2 separate regions of the Homo sapiens genome follow, and region 2 is linked to region 1. A link is an interaction called in ENCODE POLR2A ChIA-PET data of the cell type or tissue named here. Cell type or tissue: Panc1. All regions are shown on one strand. Each heading gives the region's core, and the rest is flanking DNA. Links, peaks and the distances in the headings are about the cores only. Region 1 overlaps CMTM4 (CKLF like MARVEL transmembrane domain containing 4). Region 2 has its middle 9.1 kb from the start of CDH5.

Region 1 (8,294 bases), core at 293-8,292:
CTGCTGTGCAGCCTGGCTCCTAACAGGTCCCATGGTACCAGTCCACTGCCCAGGGGTTGGGGACCCCTGCTCTAGTTCTCACACTACCCTGTTTTATAAACAAAGAAACTGAGACAGAGGTCGGGTAACTGGCCCAGGGCCCTCTCACTTACACATCAGGATAGTGTCTCACGGCAGCCTCAGGCAGCCGGAACCCTGGGGCTCTCCTGGTTTGGAAGCTGGTTGCATAACAGCCCAGAGGACTACAGCCCTGGAGGACCCGGGTCCGCATTCTTATCCAGGCTGATGGGAAAAGACAAGACATTCCACCCAAACTGTCACACACCACATGTGCTGAAAATGGGTAAGAAAGCTGGGTGTGCAGGAGTGGAGAGGCCCCTGGTGGAATTTACATTCCACCTTGTAAGCCCTGGCAAAGCGGCAAAGCTGGTGTCACAGAGGCCTTGTTCCACCCTGAGGATCGTGGCTCTGTTCAACCTCCACACAGCAGCCCTATTTCAGGAACTGGATCCGTAACGTTTAAGGGGCAGAGGAGGCCACTCAGAGTGAGGAGAGACAACGACATCCTTACACGTCCATTTATTAAACAAGTTCCTTCATGACAATTTAATACAATAGTTATTAACGATTAGTGTTGAGAAAATTATTTCCCTCTACATACAAAAATACAGATTTGAACACTATGAAAAAGATCAAGACAAGTACCATGAAAAACTGGTCCTTCAAATGAAAGGGGGAAAATTGAGGGCAATGTGAGGCTTTGCCTGCTGTCGGGGACAAATCAATAGCAGCAAAGCTTTGGGGCCCCAACCCACTCCATACATACAGACTTGAACCCAAAAGCCAGGCCAGCCAGGGGACGCCCACCCAGGGCTTCCACGTCAGCTGAAAAACCAAACACATAAACCTAAGTTTGCCCAACGGGCATCGCCTCAGAAAGCCCACAGTTGTGTCTTTAAACTGCCGAAATGAAAGAGACTTGATGAGTAAAATGTGATAGTTGTTAACATTGCCCCCCAAAAGTGCCACCAGGTGAAGTACCACGGAGAAATCATATTGGAAAGTTACTACTTAGCCATCTGACTTGACTTCCTTGGTTATCAAATAATTACATATTCTGACCCTTCAGAAGGACACCAAAAGCTACAATTTTATGTTTCAATCCATCTGTACCTTCATTTGCAATGGCTCAGCTAGTTTACTCAAGGGTTTTGGGACCAGACATAACTCACGTCCTGCAGGAAGGAGAAGCAAAAGGAGCCGGTGAAGAGTACGTGTCTGTGTCTTGGTGTCATCTAGCTCCTCACAGCAAACAGCCTGTTTTGTTCAGGCCTGAAGCCTGGAAAAGGCCGCCGAGCCTAGCCAGAGCATCCACAACGAACCAATCTGAGATCCGAGTGGAAGATGAGAGCCCCGGAGCTGGCTGAGGTCCCCCAGGAAGCTTCCCACTCTGCAGTGGCAGGAAGGCCATGCCTCTGCAGGACGCTCGCACTGATTCTGGAAGGGGCCCAGGCCAGAGAATACACTTGGGCTCAGTTCACCAGCCCAAACCACAGGGGAAGGAGCCGGACACCGGCCTCTCACCATTTTACACCCAAAGACAGGAGGTCAGGGCTCTGATGCTACTCTTCTGTTTGTAAAATATGGAACCACTTTCTTTGTACTGTTTGAGGTGAGCAGTGGCTCCAAACTGAGCAAGTGGTTAAAAAATGCCAAATGCAATTATACTGACTTATAATTATTTCACAGAAATATACTCTTACTCTCAGACTATTTAAATAAGCAGGAACAAGATGCAGGAGAAGCAGCAGCAGAGAGGAAAGAGGAATAGCCAGGGAATTTTTTTTGTTTTTTTTCTTCTTTAAAATACATACGAAGTGTAAAGAGAAAATGGCCAAAACCTCAAAACTACCATTGTTGAAAACAATATTAAAAGGACACAATCTAAAATCATGCTACAAAAATAGTGTTATCTTGTTTAACTAAATGTACATCTTTTTTTCCAATTCCATGATTGACAAGAGTGCTTATGCGACGCATGGAAGGCACCAGAGGTGAAGTGATTATTTGCCTTAAAATATACAAAGAATTGCCTACTTTGAAAAAAAAATAGTCATACTTGTAAATAAATAGTTTAGTGTTTCTGCCATGGGTTCCTGAACCCCTACAAATTTCAACATATACAAATAGTTTCAATTCCTACCATTCTCTTAGAGGGAACCACGTCAAACAAAATCAAGTTAGGAAAAGCACTGATTTTATCCAAGTAGGTCAATTTGAGGCAAGATTCAAAAACTCATTTTAAAATGGGTTACAGAGTGAAAGAGTTGGGAACAGGCAGCCCCCTTTGGGCCTGGGTCAGCCTACGAGTCCATCCCAGGTGTCCTGCCCTCACATCTGCCAGCCCTCAGGCCGGCCAGGTCTCCCTTCAAACCCTGAGTATTTGCCTTCCTCACTTCTGCGAAGAGGGGAACAGAATCTTGAAGCTTGCAAAATCGATTCTGGAAAAAGCAGGCAAGCAAAGCAGGGCCTGTGGGGGGAAGCAGCGTGAGTCAGGCCTCACCCTGGTGCAAGGGCACCAGCAGGTCTCCCTCCTCTCCCCTCCTCACCATCCCTACGCGTCTCCTCACCATCCCTACGCGTGACTGACTTTCCTGATAAAAATGGGATACTTCCTACTGGGTGTCAGCACTGTCATCCTAAGGCAACTCAGACGTGATAGTTTTAGACTATGATCAAATCTCACACAAACCATTATCAGAATCTTGTTTCACACCATCTCTCTTTTCAGGCAGTTATGAAAAGAAACTCTGACCTGGCCCTAAATCCCATCAGCAAAGCTGACTAAGGTGGTCTGAGATATGTTCTTACTCCTAAACTCAAACTTTAAAAGTTTCAATAGCTCCCTGGGGGTCCAAGCCAAAGGCTCCCTGGCCTTTGTGTATTATGCATCCCAAAGAAAACACGCCACCCCAGGTGTCTAGATAGCAAGTCACCTGAATTAAAGCCTCAGCATAAAAAAACAAACATAGACAACAAACTTACCCTATGAAATAGATACACAGTTCAAGGACCCATCATCTGAACTTTTCTAGGCAAGTTGCCAGTGATTCAAACTCAGCAGGTTTGTGGGTGATTTTTTCCTTACTGTTACGTTTGTGGAGTAGGAAAAACTAGAAAGGAAAAAAAAATCCCAAAGGTTGAAAAACTGTATCCAAATGGAAAAAGAATATATTCCAGACAAAAGAAGGGAAAATACAATAGGACCCACTCCGCTTCAAGCTAAAGAGTGTACAAAATGCCACTCACTTGCATGAAGAAGAATTAAACAGAACATTCACTTTCGGAAGAAAATTTTTCTAGACCTAACAGATATTGACGGTATTTTCTCTCACAGTTTCTAAATAAAAGAAACATAAAAGGTCAAATATTTTAAATTACTTTCTCAACCAGACAGTTCTTGTGACTTGAATGATATCTGCTGAGAAGAGAAGAAACACAAGATTCTACAAAGCGCCAGGGAAGTTTACAAAGCTAAAAGCTGAGGGTGTCAGGCCTGCGTCCTGTCTGAGATGGCAGCCAAGCCAGCTTCAGAGTCACCTGCTGGACCCACATGTTCCTGAGCCAGATGCCAGGAGCTCACCCACAGGACGGGAAAGACCTGTCCCCAGCATCCCACTCTTGCCCTCAAGCTGACTGTGGAACGCGAGACAGCTTTCAAAGACAAGAGGACAGGAAGGCAGTTAACAAAGTACACGTTTCCAAGACAGCCTGAGCTGTCTAGTGCTGATAGCAGACAGGTGGGGTGTTCCAGGCCACTGCTTCCTCCCTTATCTCCCAGACCTGGCCGTGTGTGGACCTCACCAGCCTACCAAGCTGTTGGGCCTGGACGTGGGTGCTGATAAAATAAGACAAACCTGGAAAAAACCCTGGATTCTGCAACTTCACTAGGAAATAACAAGGCACCTAGAGACTTCACAAGCTAATGGCAGTCCCTGGAGCAGGAAGCAACTTGTTATTCTGCTCAAGAGAATCCACCAGCAGCTCTTGGCCTAGAAACTTTTTCCCCTTTCTGATACCTGTTTAACGTCATTATTACTCTGTAAACAAGATCTGGAGAAGATGACAGTCAGGCAGTGGCACAAAGACTTCATGACTGTTTTGTTTTGAACACAGATGAGACAATAGGAACCCTTAAATCATCACTGCCTTGCAGAATCACTAAATTGTTCAGGTGTCTCCATGCTCTATTCATCTCCTAGGTGCTAAGACCAACCCACAGAAAATCTGGCACAGAAAGGGATTAGACCTCAGTCCACCTCTCAGAGCACATGGATAGGTGACGGGTTTCTCATGTGAATCTACAAGAAAAGGTACGCCTGGGCCACACGCAGGACATGGCACCCACTAGGGTTGTTCAGGTCTCATTCACTGCAAGCAAGAATTCACGTACATGAGTGCACAAAGGTGTTGGAGCTTGGTCTCCTCAGGCTTAACCCAAGGCTGACTCACTAGGACAGCTTCCAAGAACCACAGATGTAACTGCAAACTTGAAGAGAGTCAGAATGTTTTCAACTGAGTCACGAAGCTGTCCCAGAAGCACCCGACATAGGGTGGAGGTCAGACACATTCCCTGGCTGCCCACAGGCGTGAGCCTTCCTGCCAGGGGACAGTAACAGGGCCCGAAGGGCTGGGGGTGCCGCTGGCTTCCCAGGGCCAAGCGCTCAGAGCTGGGCCGGACTTGCCCATGCTGGCTTCAGCTCACATTGCCAAGGAAGATGTGTATTGGGGCTGTGCAGGCTGCCACATTCTTGCTTTTTCTGTAGACAAAAGTCACCTCCCTCGGATGGCTGTTTACTTCAAATCAAACTTCTCTGACGAGATTTTAATCTGAAACTGCATCTGTTCTTCCCAGCTTTATGTGGGGCCAACAAGTATCTCCAGCCTTTCATGACTGTAATCCCTCTTTAAGGCAGGGAAAACATATTTCCCTCCCATGCCTTCAGCAGTGTGAAAGAAGGATATCAAAGAGAATCAGAGGGAAAAAATACCAAATCCACCCAATCAGTGCCAAAATAAACTTTCTCTGAGGACATCAGTGTTTGCATCCATCTAAAACCACCAGAGGTTCCACCAAATGCTTGAGGGTTTCAGCTGTACAGTGTCCAGGAAAAAACCCAAATGCACACAGCAACTGCAGTTTCTTCAAGTTTTGCTTTAAATGTGAAAACCAATATCGTCCCACCAGAACACTGAGAAAAACTAAGGTCGCTCAGCCTTCAAATGCCCCAAACCAAACTGATATTGGTCCCTATTGAAACTATTAAACGCAAAAACGCTTCCTTCAATTTGCCAAGAGGTCATTTTAAGGCCCCCAGATATCGATTGTCTTCTGTTTGCATATAGAGGCAATATAAGAAAAATATAGGCGTCTTCATATTCACCTTGGATAACCCTATTCCCTCCAGAACTTTCGTCACCACGTGGTCTATACATGATGACATGTGCAACCACACATTACATCAACTAGAAAGCGTCCATAGCACCACTTCCGGTTCTAGTGGGAGTTAATTAAATACAAGGAGAACATTTACAAAACCACCGAGGAGCCTCACGGCACAAAGGATATTAAATAGTTACAGGGACATAAATAATTCTGAAGAGTCTATCACGAAGATGCAAATTAACTCCTAAGTCACTCTCTGGCGTGTCATCCTTTTTGGTCATTCATCTGCATTTAGTTTCAGTGACTTCAGAACTATTTCTTGCAGCTGACAACATATCCTCAGGAGGCCAACCACCTGCCCCCCTCTTTCACCAGATGATCAAGTGGTTTTACTGAAGTGAGCTGGGAAAACTTGGGCAACAAGCCCACCTGAATGGTGTTCTTGTTTTCAATCTCACTTCAAAGATGGCCTTTTTTGGGGGCCAAGTAACATGATTCCCAGCAGGAGATTTCTGATAAAGCTCAGGATGGTCCTTCCAAGTGGGCCCCATTTAATGCAAGGCTGAGCCTTTGTGGCCCTATTTTAAAAGGAACTCTCAAAGAGAGATAAGCCCAATTTTGACTTTGCAAACACACTCAACAGACCTGACAGGCAGCACACCCAGCTGTGAGCTGGCCTGGCTGCCCTCTCTGTGGGAGCAGAGGGGAGACGAGTTGTTAACAGGCTAGCAGGGTCAGCCCCTGAGGCAGACGTGGTGCTCAGCCACATAGCCTGGGACACTGCTCCCAACTCAGATCGTACTGAAGGTGTTGGTGCAGGAAGCTAACCCCAACTCCGACCCCCAGCCCAGCAGTGTTGCCTGATCAACACTGTGAGCTCAGATGCTGTCCTTTTCTGGGGAATGAGACGCCACATGTCCATAAGGTGACGCTTTCTTGCACAGACCCCCCGCCGCCCCCTCGGAGTTATTTATTACACAGTACGCTGCTAAAGCTGTCAACATTTGTCAGCACTTGATCTTGGGGATTTCTCCATGTTACTGCAAAATCTTCCTGCCACAGTAAGTGCTTTTTGGTGAGGGCTAAACACAAAATGTTAGAGCTAAAGTGAGGTTTGTAAACATTAAAAACAGTTCAAAGAGGGAAAACCTGACAAACTAAAACAACTTTTTTCCATAAAAGATATAATTACTCTCTAATTTTTTAAAAAAACTACTGCATCATGGGGACTCACTGAACTCATTCACCACACACAATAATCTTCACTTTATCAAGAATCAATCAGAAACCTTAAGTAGCTAGGATTTTTCCCCCCAACAACTCCCAAGAATGATGTCTACAGTTATGACACTGAGGCGCCCAAAGCGACAATTAGTGCCTTCTGAAACATGGGTGGAAGGGTGTGTTCTGGTGCAAATTCAAGTATTTTCAAATCCTAGACGAATCTGCTCAGAATCATTTTAGAACTCTTTGCAGGCATTTAGAAAATTAGCACACATCCCTAAAATAGAGGGGTGTGTGTGTGCATGTGTGCGCGCACGCGTGTGCATGCTGTTTTTTAACACAAACACCTCCCACCTGCGGTTCATGAAGCCAGCAAATGGGCAAGTGCTTTGGCTGGTGGAGTAGGCTTGTTTCTTTCATGGCTTTTACCTGAGAAGGTAAAATGACTGAAAATCTGCAATTCAGCCTCAAAGTATTTAGGGTAGGCAGGAAACTGGAAAACAAGATAGTCCCCATAACAAGATGGCCCCCATATTCCTGGAGAAGAATCTGGGGTTCAGGAAGGTGATTCATTTGAGGAAGAATCAAGTGATTTCTCAGCAGAGTAGGAAACAAAAGGTCACCCTTCCTTGAGTCAGAGGTCCCTGGGAGCCATCCTAACAGGACATCAGCTTTCCCCAGCCCTGTGGCCTTTGGGCTGGTGCTGGCTGCCTGGGGGCCCTGGCATGGAAGATGAGGAGTGGGCTGGATCCCAGCACGCAGACTCAACACTGACTTGGAGCAGGTGGTGCCTAAGGCTGCCTGAGAACCACTGCCGACTGACCGTTCCAATGCTGTCCCTTCATTCCTTCATATTTCCCCCCTCTTAGCAGCCCCATTTAATCCAAAGTCTTGTTACAAATACACACGACAAGGTGGCTCAGAGTCAAAGGAAGCCTGTGCTTCAGGGCAGGTAAGACCTCAAGTGGACCTGGGCAGTGACGCCGGCTGCTCCACAGCCCCAAACGCTGAGGAACGTGGGCCTCCCAACTCCACCGCGGACCCGCCCACTGGGCCACTCGGGAAACCCTTTCCCAAAATGAACTTTTACCAAAGAGGACAAAATTCAACTGAATCACATGGAAATCTGACAGGACAAGGGAAAGAAAACTTGACTGAGAGACAGGCACGAGGACGGGAGGGAGGAGGATCCAGGCAGGTCCTCACGTGTCCAGGCGCTGGATCTCAGGGCGACTGTCCACATCCCTGGACTCCGTGCGGGCTCGGATGTAGTCATTGGTGCTCTGCTGGCGGACGCTGACTCTCCATTTCTGCACTGCCAGGAATGTGTTCACTGCATATGCCGCAGTCGCCAAGAAGCCAAATATCTAAAAACACACCAGCACAGTTAGTCCTCGGGCACGTGGCCTGGCCCCTCAAGGCTTCTGTGGTGACCCAAGCCACATGCAGCCCCTTCCTGCTCTGCCAGCTGATCATTACAACCCTGTGCCTTCATTCCTTGATCTCTTCCCCCTCTCAGCAGCCCCATTTGATCTAAAGTCTTGTTTCAAATACATATGACGGGGTGGCTCAGAGTCAAAGGGAAGCCTGTGCCCAGCCCTGCTGGATGTGTGGCTGTCACACC
Region 2 (8,326 bases), core at 69-8,068, 260 kb before region 1:
CCTCATCACCTACCAGCAAGCAGATGGGGCAGAGAGTTATTTATTTGAGGTTCCTGTTAACCGATAACTAAGTCACTAACACACTACGAAAATCAAATGCAATTACGCAAGAAGAGACGCTGGAGACCCCAGTGTGCCCACAGAGCCCAGAGAGGCCAACAGTGGCGGGGGGCGCTGGGGAGGGAGTACGTCCAGTAGAAGTCAACTGAACTCTGAGCCTGGGAATTGGGAAAGTGACAATAGATGTTCCCAGGGCCACAGCAGGACACAAGCATGGTGAGGAAGGGGAAGGACCCAAGACTTGAGGGCAGGGCCCCCAAAAGCTGATTAACCCACCTCCCAGAATAGTAACACTGGCTGCTTACAGTGTGCCTACTAGGTGCTGGACATCTGGCAGACAGCTTCTTCGTTAACCTCCACGGTGGGACAGCCATGGCTGACGTGTATTAACACGCTGACTATGGATGACATTGTCCCTGCATCTCACTCAGCGCCTGCCGAAAGTGTTCCCAGTTTTCCAGGTGAGAAAACCAAGGTGCAGAGAGGTGAATTCACATACCCATGATCACACAGCTCAGGGGCTGGGATTCACAGGTGGGCACCAAAGGCCAGAGAGAGGCAGGTCTCCTCGCTCTGCCAGCCAGGTCTGAGAACCAAGAGTCCCACTGAGGGAGGCCGCCAGACCCTCTCCACTTCCCCAAATCCACCACCTGCCAAGGCAGCGCCACTGGAATCTCTGCTGCTGCTGCTGTTGCTGCTGCTGCTCACCCCACAATTGATGAGGGTCTCAGGATGAAAGCAGAGAAGGAGGCGGAGGGCAGGGGGGAATTCACCACCACCACTCCATTCCCCAGCTGCCCACCCCAATTCCCTAACAGATAATTCTCCCTAATGTTTATTGCCTTTCTGCTTATTTATTAGCCAGGCTATGTCAAAATGTATGCTAAATCAATGTTGTAGCACAGCTCAGCTGTGAGGATTGATTTCTTTTATTTAAGGTGAAACAAGTTTAGTTTGGAGCCCAGAGCAAAATTCTAACGTGCTGAAAACATGCTGCCTGGCAAGATTCCTGGGAAGGATTCCTAAGAATCCTCCCAAAAGCTGGAGCCCCTCTGGGAAAGCAGCCTTCAAGGCACATGGTTCCCAAGGTACCACCAGCAAATCCAAGGAGGACAAGAGAGAGGGAAGGTTCAGGGCTGAGTCCCTCCCATGTGCCCAGTAAGAGCAAAACAGAAACCACCACCTCAGCAATGTTGGGGAGGGTATGTGTGTCCTCCCTCCCACTCCCTAGCTCAGATTACTAAATACAGAAACTGAGGCACAGAAGTGTTGAGAAACTCACCCAAGCCACATAGCTAACTCGAGGTCATCTGCCTCTAAATCTACGAGACTTCCCCAAATTGCGTAGCTGTTGAGTTTTTTCTCCCAGAGTAAATTCACTGAGTTTCTGAATCCACATCATAAAATGAATTACCGTAAAGCAAGACACGTTTTCCCGCAGAAACAATGTTAAGATATTCAGCCAGGCTTCCTGACCAATGGCTAGGCGTCCAGTACATCATAAATACGACCAACCCAATGTCATAAATATAAATGTGCAAAAACTATAAATGTCTTAATAATCAGCTGAAAATGTAAACCCTAAATGGTCATGTAAAATTTGTCACAAGTCCTAGAACTCAGAAATATAGTGAGCATATTTGTCATAGAAGAAACCCCAAAGTATTATAAATAAAGCATACATTCCATGTGGAAAAAATATAGTCCTCCCTTATCATAAACTTGACTTTAAAGAAATAAATTGCTAGAGCAGAATTATAGAATTGCAGAGGGAAGAGGGACCTTAAATATTATTTCTTTCTAGACCCTATCTGTTGCTGAGATCCTTACCACAACAGCACTGCCAGTGTTTTCCAGCCTACACTTGAACATCCCCTAAGGATGGGGAGCTCACTACCTCCATGGCTTCCTATTCTACTTTTTTTTCTTTTTCTTTTTCTTTTTTTTTTTTTTTTTTTTCTGAGACAGAGTCTCGCTCAGTCACCCAGGCTGGAGTGCAGTGGTGCGATCTCAGCTCACTGCAACCTCCATCTCCCAGGTTCAAGCAAATCTCCTGCCTCTGCCTCCCGAGTGGCTGGGATTACAGGTGCCTGCCACCACACCTGGTTCATTTTTGTATTTTTAGTAGAGATAGGGTTTCACCATTTTGGCCAGGCTGGTCTCGGACTGCTGACCTCAGGTGATCCGCCCACCTCGGCCTCCCAAAGTGCTGGGATGACAGGCGTAAGCCACCGCGCCCAACCCTGTTCTATTTTAGGTTAAACTTTCCCATAGTTGTTTCCTGTACATTCTCTGCTTGCCCTGAAAGGAATGAACATGGTACCAGCAGGCCCTGAGGGAGGTTCTGAGTTATTTAACCTCTAGGAGCCTCAATTTTCCCATCTGTCAAATAGGGATCAATAATAATACCTATTTCATGCATTGTTGTGAAGGTCAAATAAGGTCGTCCATGTCAGCTATCATTATTTTATTAATACTATTATTATCCCAACCATTGACCAAGTGGTCCTCAGTTTCTCTCATATTTGTCTCCCATCTTTGGGCAGCTGCTTTTGACTTTTTTTTTCCAATCCCAAATACAGGGCCCTCAACTCATCCTTGTAATGTTTCCTATTGATATTTTGAATCATTTCCTCACCCTGACAAGACCTCTGGATCCTGACCCTGTTGTCCAGCCCATCCTCCATCCCATCAGGGTTTAAAGAGCCCATTGATTGGATCAGTAGACAATCGTCTTCATCTAAGTTGATGATAAAGAATGCTGGTCCAGACCAGGCACAATGGCTTACACCTGTAATCTCAACACTAGGAAGCTGGGGTGGGAGAATCAGCTGAGGTCAGGAGTTTGAGACTAGCCTGGGCAACATAGAGAGACCCTGTCTCTACAAAAAATTTAAGAGTTAGCTGAGCATGGTGGTGCACACCTCTCGTACCAGCTACTCAGGAGGCTGAAGTGGGACAACAGCTTGATCCTGAGAGGTCAAGGCTGCCATAAGCCCAGGAGGTTGAGGCTGCAGTGAGCCATGATCACACCGCTGCACTCCAGCCTGGGTGACATTGCAAGACTGTCTCAATAATTAATTCATTCATTAATTTTTTAAAAGAATGCTAGTCTAGATGGGCCTGGAATAGAATCTTGTGGCATACCACTGGAGACCTCCCTTGGGGCCAATGTGTCCCAAACTGTATTCCTTGGAAATTTTTGCCTCCCATGAGATGTGAGTATGTGTTTGGGAATAAAAGAGGCTGCAATCAGATGAGATTGATACACAACAGATGCTAAAACAGCGTTTACATGAAGAAGCAAAGACACGACATCTAATGGTAAGCTTCCAGGCTAGAGGCTTTACCTTCCAATAGTACAAGCCCTTAAATCTCTTTTGTCCACTGAGATTTATTTTTACAAAAGAATTCCACCCTGTGAGTGCCCTGAGCGTAGTCAGTCACTCCCTCCTTTCTCAGACAGCTTTACTTCTCTCCGTGCCCTGCCATGGTGAGAACCCCAAGCACATCAGTCCTGAGACATCCTCTGGCGCCTCTTGTCTGGCCCCACAAGAGCCAGCAGGGTGGGGAGCAGCCATTGGATTTGAGTCATACCTATGGGCTCCTATTTAGACCCTGGGCACAGGCTCCAAGAAGCTGTCCCCCTCCCCCACAGCCACCTCAGTTCCCCCAGTTGGAGGCAAGACCCTCTCCTCGCCCCATCAGCCTCCACAGGAGCTTCTGCCCATGGCCAAGAACAGACCAGCTTGGATCACGAAGGACTGAGCACCTGGAATATTCTGTGCTTCTCCCCTGATGTCTGAAGGCGAGTGCAGCCTCGGGCCTGGCCCACAGTGGCTGATGGTGGAATGAGTCAGTGCCCAAGCAAAGGTGAGCCAGCCCCTGCAGGAAGGTCAAGCTCTCCTGCCCAGGTGAATCCCCCTCATCCCGGATCCCTCTGTGCCTCCCCCTGCCTGGGGACCACACCTCATGCTTCTCCTGGGGTTCATGAGTGAACTCCCAATAGCTCTTAAACACGAAACCCATCTTCATTCCACTGTCCTTCTGAAAGGACACCTTTTGGGAAAATGAACCCAAGTGTCCCAAAAGCATCTGCCTGAGCAACTATGAATGATGGCCTTTCCTCTTCCCACGTGTGTCCTCCAGGAGCCCCGTCTTGCCAAGTCCAGAAGAGGCTCATCTGTTCTCATCGCTAGCCACTAGATGGCGACATCAGGAATTGTTTAATTTTCCAAAGAAAGTTGCTTGGGAAACCACACAGTTCTAAATAAAGCAAAAAGCAATGAATGGGAGGAAGGAGGGGAAGTGGAAAGGCAGGGATTTAGAATTCCCCATCCCTTTACATGGCTATATAACTTGGGCACGCCCTTTAATCTCCCAGAACCTATGCACCTGCAAAATGGAGCTAAGAGAGGTAGCTACCTCCTAAGGTAATGCTGGAAGACCTGGGAGCATATTAACCTCCTGGGGAGCTTTACAAAATAGTGAAGTCAGCCAGGTACAGTGGCTCACGCCTGTAATCCCAGCACTTTGGGAGGCCAAGGTGGGTGGGATCACTTGAGGTCAGGAGTTCGAGACCAGCCTGGCCAGCATAGTGAGACCCCCGTCTCTACTAAAAATACAAAAAATTAGCAGGGTGTGGTGGTGCACACCTGTAAGCCCAGCTACTCGGGAGGCTGAGGCAGGAGAATCGCTTGAACCTGGGAGGCAGAGGTTGCAGTGAGCCGAGATCGTGCCACTGCACTCCAGCCTGGGCGACAGAGCAAGACTCTGTCTCAAAAAAAATAAAATAGTGAAGTCCAGCCCCCACCAGGCCAATTAAATCAGAATCTCTACATGTGCCTTCCCCAGATACTACTTGGATGTGGGGAGGGGAGCTGGCCAGGCAGTTCCAGGGCACAGCCTGAAGTGAGGATCTCTGCTCCAGGGCAGCAGTTCTCAAGCTTGGGCATGCATCAGAATCACTGGAATCTCTTAGTAACACAGATTGCTGGGTCCCACCCCCAGATCTTCTGATTCGGCAGGTCTGGGGTGGTACCCCAGGATTTGCTGATGCTGCTGGTTGAGGCCACACTTTGAGAACCACTGTCTTGCAAAGAAAGAGAGACAGTGGGTAAGCTGATGCATATAGAACACTAGGTTGCTTGAGTCCAGGAGTTCAAGACCAGTCTGGGCAACACAGTGAGGCCCCATCTCTACAAAAAAAATTTTTTTAATTATCCGGGCTTGGTGGTACGTGCCTGTAGTCCCAGCTACTCAGGAGGCTGAGGCAGGAGGATCACTTGAGCCCAGGAGGTTGAGGCTGCAGTGACCCATGATTGCACCACTGCACTCCAGCCTGGGCAACAGAGCAAGACCCTATCACCCTCAACAACTGCCCAGCACAAAAAAAAAAAAAAAAAAAAAAAACAACTAGGCTCCATGCCTGACGCAAAGGAAGCTGTGTGGGTTTTTCCTAACAACAACCAATTGTCCAGTTCTCCAACACCACTTGGGTTTCCAACAATTCAAGCCATTTCTGAGCCTAACTACCCAGAGTTAGTGCAGACTTCACAGGTTAATAAAGGCTTAGACACTAGCCACAAGCAGGGTCACCAAGTGAGCCACGCTTCTGCCTGCCCAACTACAACTTCGGGGGTTGCCCGCAGCCCTCCTTCGGATTCGATAATTTGTTAGAATGACTCATAGAACCCAGAGAAGGGCTTTACTTTTGATTACTCATGTATTACAAAGGATACAACTTAGGAACAGCCGAATGGAAGCGCTGCATGGGGCAAGACGCAGGGGTGGAGCCCAGAGCTTCTGTGCCCTCTCTCAGAATGGAAGAGGCATCCAAGTTTACAAAGCACTTGGAGAAATGTTACTCATGTGACCCACTCCGGCTGCCTGTGAGTTCAGAAGAACATGGCAAGGTACGACCTTTTCACAAAGGAGAAAACTGAGACAAAAAGCACTGGTGAGCAGTCAGCGGCAGAGCATGGGATCAGAAAACTGGGGCTTCTGGTTCCAAGCCCACTGCTCTTACCACTGTGCCCCTCTTCCCTGGAGAACCTGACTTGTTAGGACTGTACATAAACCAAGAGTTAACAGGCATGTCTCTGAGCTTTAGCACAGAGGCTGGAAAGATTCCTTCTTTTGGCTGGTCGGAACCTCTCTGTATTCGCTCTTGGTTCTCAGTGGCATGGCAGGTGGGTGAAGCTGGAGGATCCTCGAGGTCTCCACCAGCCTGTGCAGTCAGTCCCATCCAATCGGACTTGAGTTTTTCCTAGTAGCTTCCTTCCCCGGGACCAGCTCAGACGCCTCCTCCCCTAGCTGGATTTTGCCCAGGGGACTCGTCTCAGGCCACAGAGTGCAGTGTGCACTGAGGGGTGTGGAGATGGCCTGGAGAAGAGACCCAGACAGGCAGGAGGCAGATGGCCTGGGCTTGCCTGGTTCTGGGCCTGCTGCCACACTGCCCAGCTGAGGGCTGGTGCCAGAGCCGTGTCTGCTTGCCCCATCAAGAGGTGGGAGGGATTGATCCACCTTCCTGCCCCACAGATGGTGCAGCCTCCAACCTATTGTTTTCCAGGACGCTTCGGTGGAGAGCACAAGGAATGTAGGGTCTAGAAACAGGAAGCCCTGGCTTCCGCTGGACAAGGTTTCCTCCAGACTCAGGCCTGCCCTCCAGACAACAAGGCAGGGCCCTTGGTCCCACCCTGCCCTGCCTGGCTCACTGGGCCACCCCAAGGAAGGCCTTGCCCTCTCTGGGCTTCTGCATGTGACGGATACACAGAAGGCTTGGGCAGTGGGGTGACCAATGGCTCCAGACAACGGAGGAGGAGGATGCTGCCCAAGGCCTCAACCTGACTGCACCTCTCAGCCCACTCATGCACCACGAACACAGCACATGTGGTCACATCCATGTGGATGCCTTACACACTCCATGCGTGTTCTTACATACTTATGTGTAGCCACATGGTTGCCAAACACCGTGCACATGCCATGCCCATGCTAACACACTCACATGTATACACGGTCGTCCTCACACACTCACAGGTGCCCCCACCATTAACGTGTCTGTGGCATCACTGTCATGACAAACATGCATTGAGCACCTACTGTATACCAGAGACTATTCTATGCACTTTACATGCATCTTCTCAGTTAGTCCTTTCAGCAACCCTGGGAGGAAGGCACGCCATCATTCCCATTTTACAGAAGGGAAAACTGAGGCACCAAAGGCCATGTGGCTGGTCCAGGATCAGCCAGACCATAAGTAGCAGATGTGCCCCAGCATGTAACCACAGGGCACCACTTTCTCTCCACCCCTGGGAGCCCCACTTCCGTAACAGCCTTTTCAGGATGTTGTGAGAAAAAAGTGAGAAACATCTGGGGAAGTGCTCTGGGCAGCCTCCTCCCTCCCAGGGGCTGCGGCAAGGTATTGTTCTCACTGTCGGGAATTCAAACCCCGTTCAATCGGCCTTTCCTGGCCAAAGAGAGGCTGCACTTAGCCTTTTCCTCACCCAGCTCCAGTGGCTGCATCCTGAGCCGCCATCCCTTGCGGTTCCCCAGCCAGTGGCCTCTCCCTGGCCTGACCACAGCCCACAGGAGGTGGCCCCGCCAGCAGGCAGCTGCATGGGGACACGGTGCACTGGACAGGGGGCGCCTCTCCTAAAATCCAGGGATCCTTGGGTCCCTGGCCTGCATGAGGCCCCCAGCGGTGCCCTGCCTGAGCTCCTCAGTGTGGTGTGACAGGCCCTCTACCACCTGGCCTCCTCCCCAGCCAGTCCCTCTTCCCCTCTCAGCACCTCAGTGCTCCCCTACCCCTTGGAATGTCTTCTCCTTCCCTAAGAGGCCTCCTTGCCTTTGACCCTGCCAATTCTGCTGTCTGCAGAGCCCTTCCCGTGCTCCGCCTTTGGTGACCTCCTGCTCATGCTTTCAGATCAGCTTGGGGACCCAGTCCTCCGGCAGCTCCCAGGCCACCTCCTCCGGGCACCCTCATCTCAGGGTGCACACCTCTGTCACCAACCCAGCCCCACCCAGTGTGGTTCATGCATGTCTTGGTGTCTGTCTCTCCCACCAGACTGGGGCACATCAAAGACAAGGACCCAGCCCAAGTCACCTCCACGTCTCCATGCCTAGCACAGGGCTAGGAAAAGCCTGAGCACCAAATGTATTTTTTAAATAACAAAGGAACATAAAACATTGGTGAACAATGGCAAGTTATCAGAAGAAGGGTGGTGCTATAGAATGAGCATTGAACTGGGATATAAACAGGAATATA

Evidence for each region. Peaks named below come from ENCODE experiments on the same cell type or tissue, not always from the same donor. Only the 100,000 strongest peaks of a DNase experiment are listed, where the experiment ranks them.
Region 2: POLR2A ChIA-PET joins it to region 1 with 12 read pairs; 3 of 35 experiments call an interaction of 5 or more read pairs at or near these places.

The regions. Positions count from the first base shown.
Region 1 is chr16:66,614,186-66,622,479 of GRCh38, forward strand. CMTM4 (CKLF like MARVEL transmembrane domain containing 4) reads right to left here. Exons shown (of 4, transcript NM_181521.3): 4 at 565-8,037. The coding sequence ends at 7,873. Among named protein-coding and RNA genes, the nearest start is that of CMTM3, 14 kb to the left of the region's middle. RefSeq lists an enhancer at 5,697-6,198. In Panc1, for the core only: no CTCF peak of the experiment used is centred there; a DNase peak (open chromatin) is centred at 4,526; H3K27ac peaks cover 2,186 bases.
Region 2 is chr16:66,353,407-66,361,732 of GRCh38, forward strand. No RefSeq gene overlaps it. Among named protein-coding and RNA genes, the nearest start is that of CDH5, 9.1 kb to the right of the region's middle. In Panc1, for the core only: CTCF peaks have their summits at 4,245 (motif pointing right) and 4,448; a DNase peak (open chromatin) is centred at 4,259.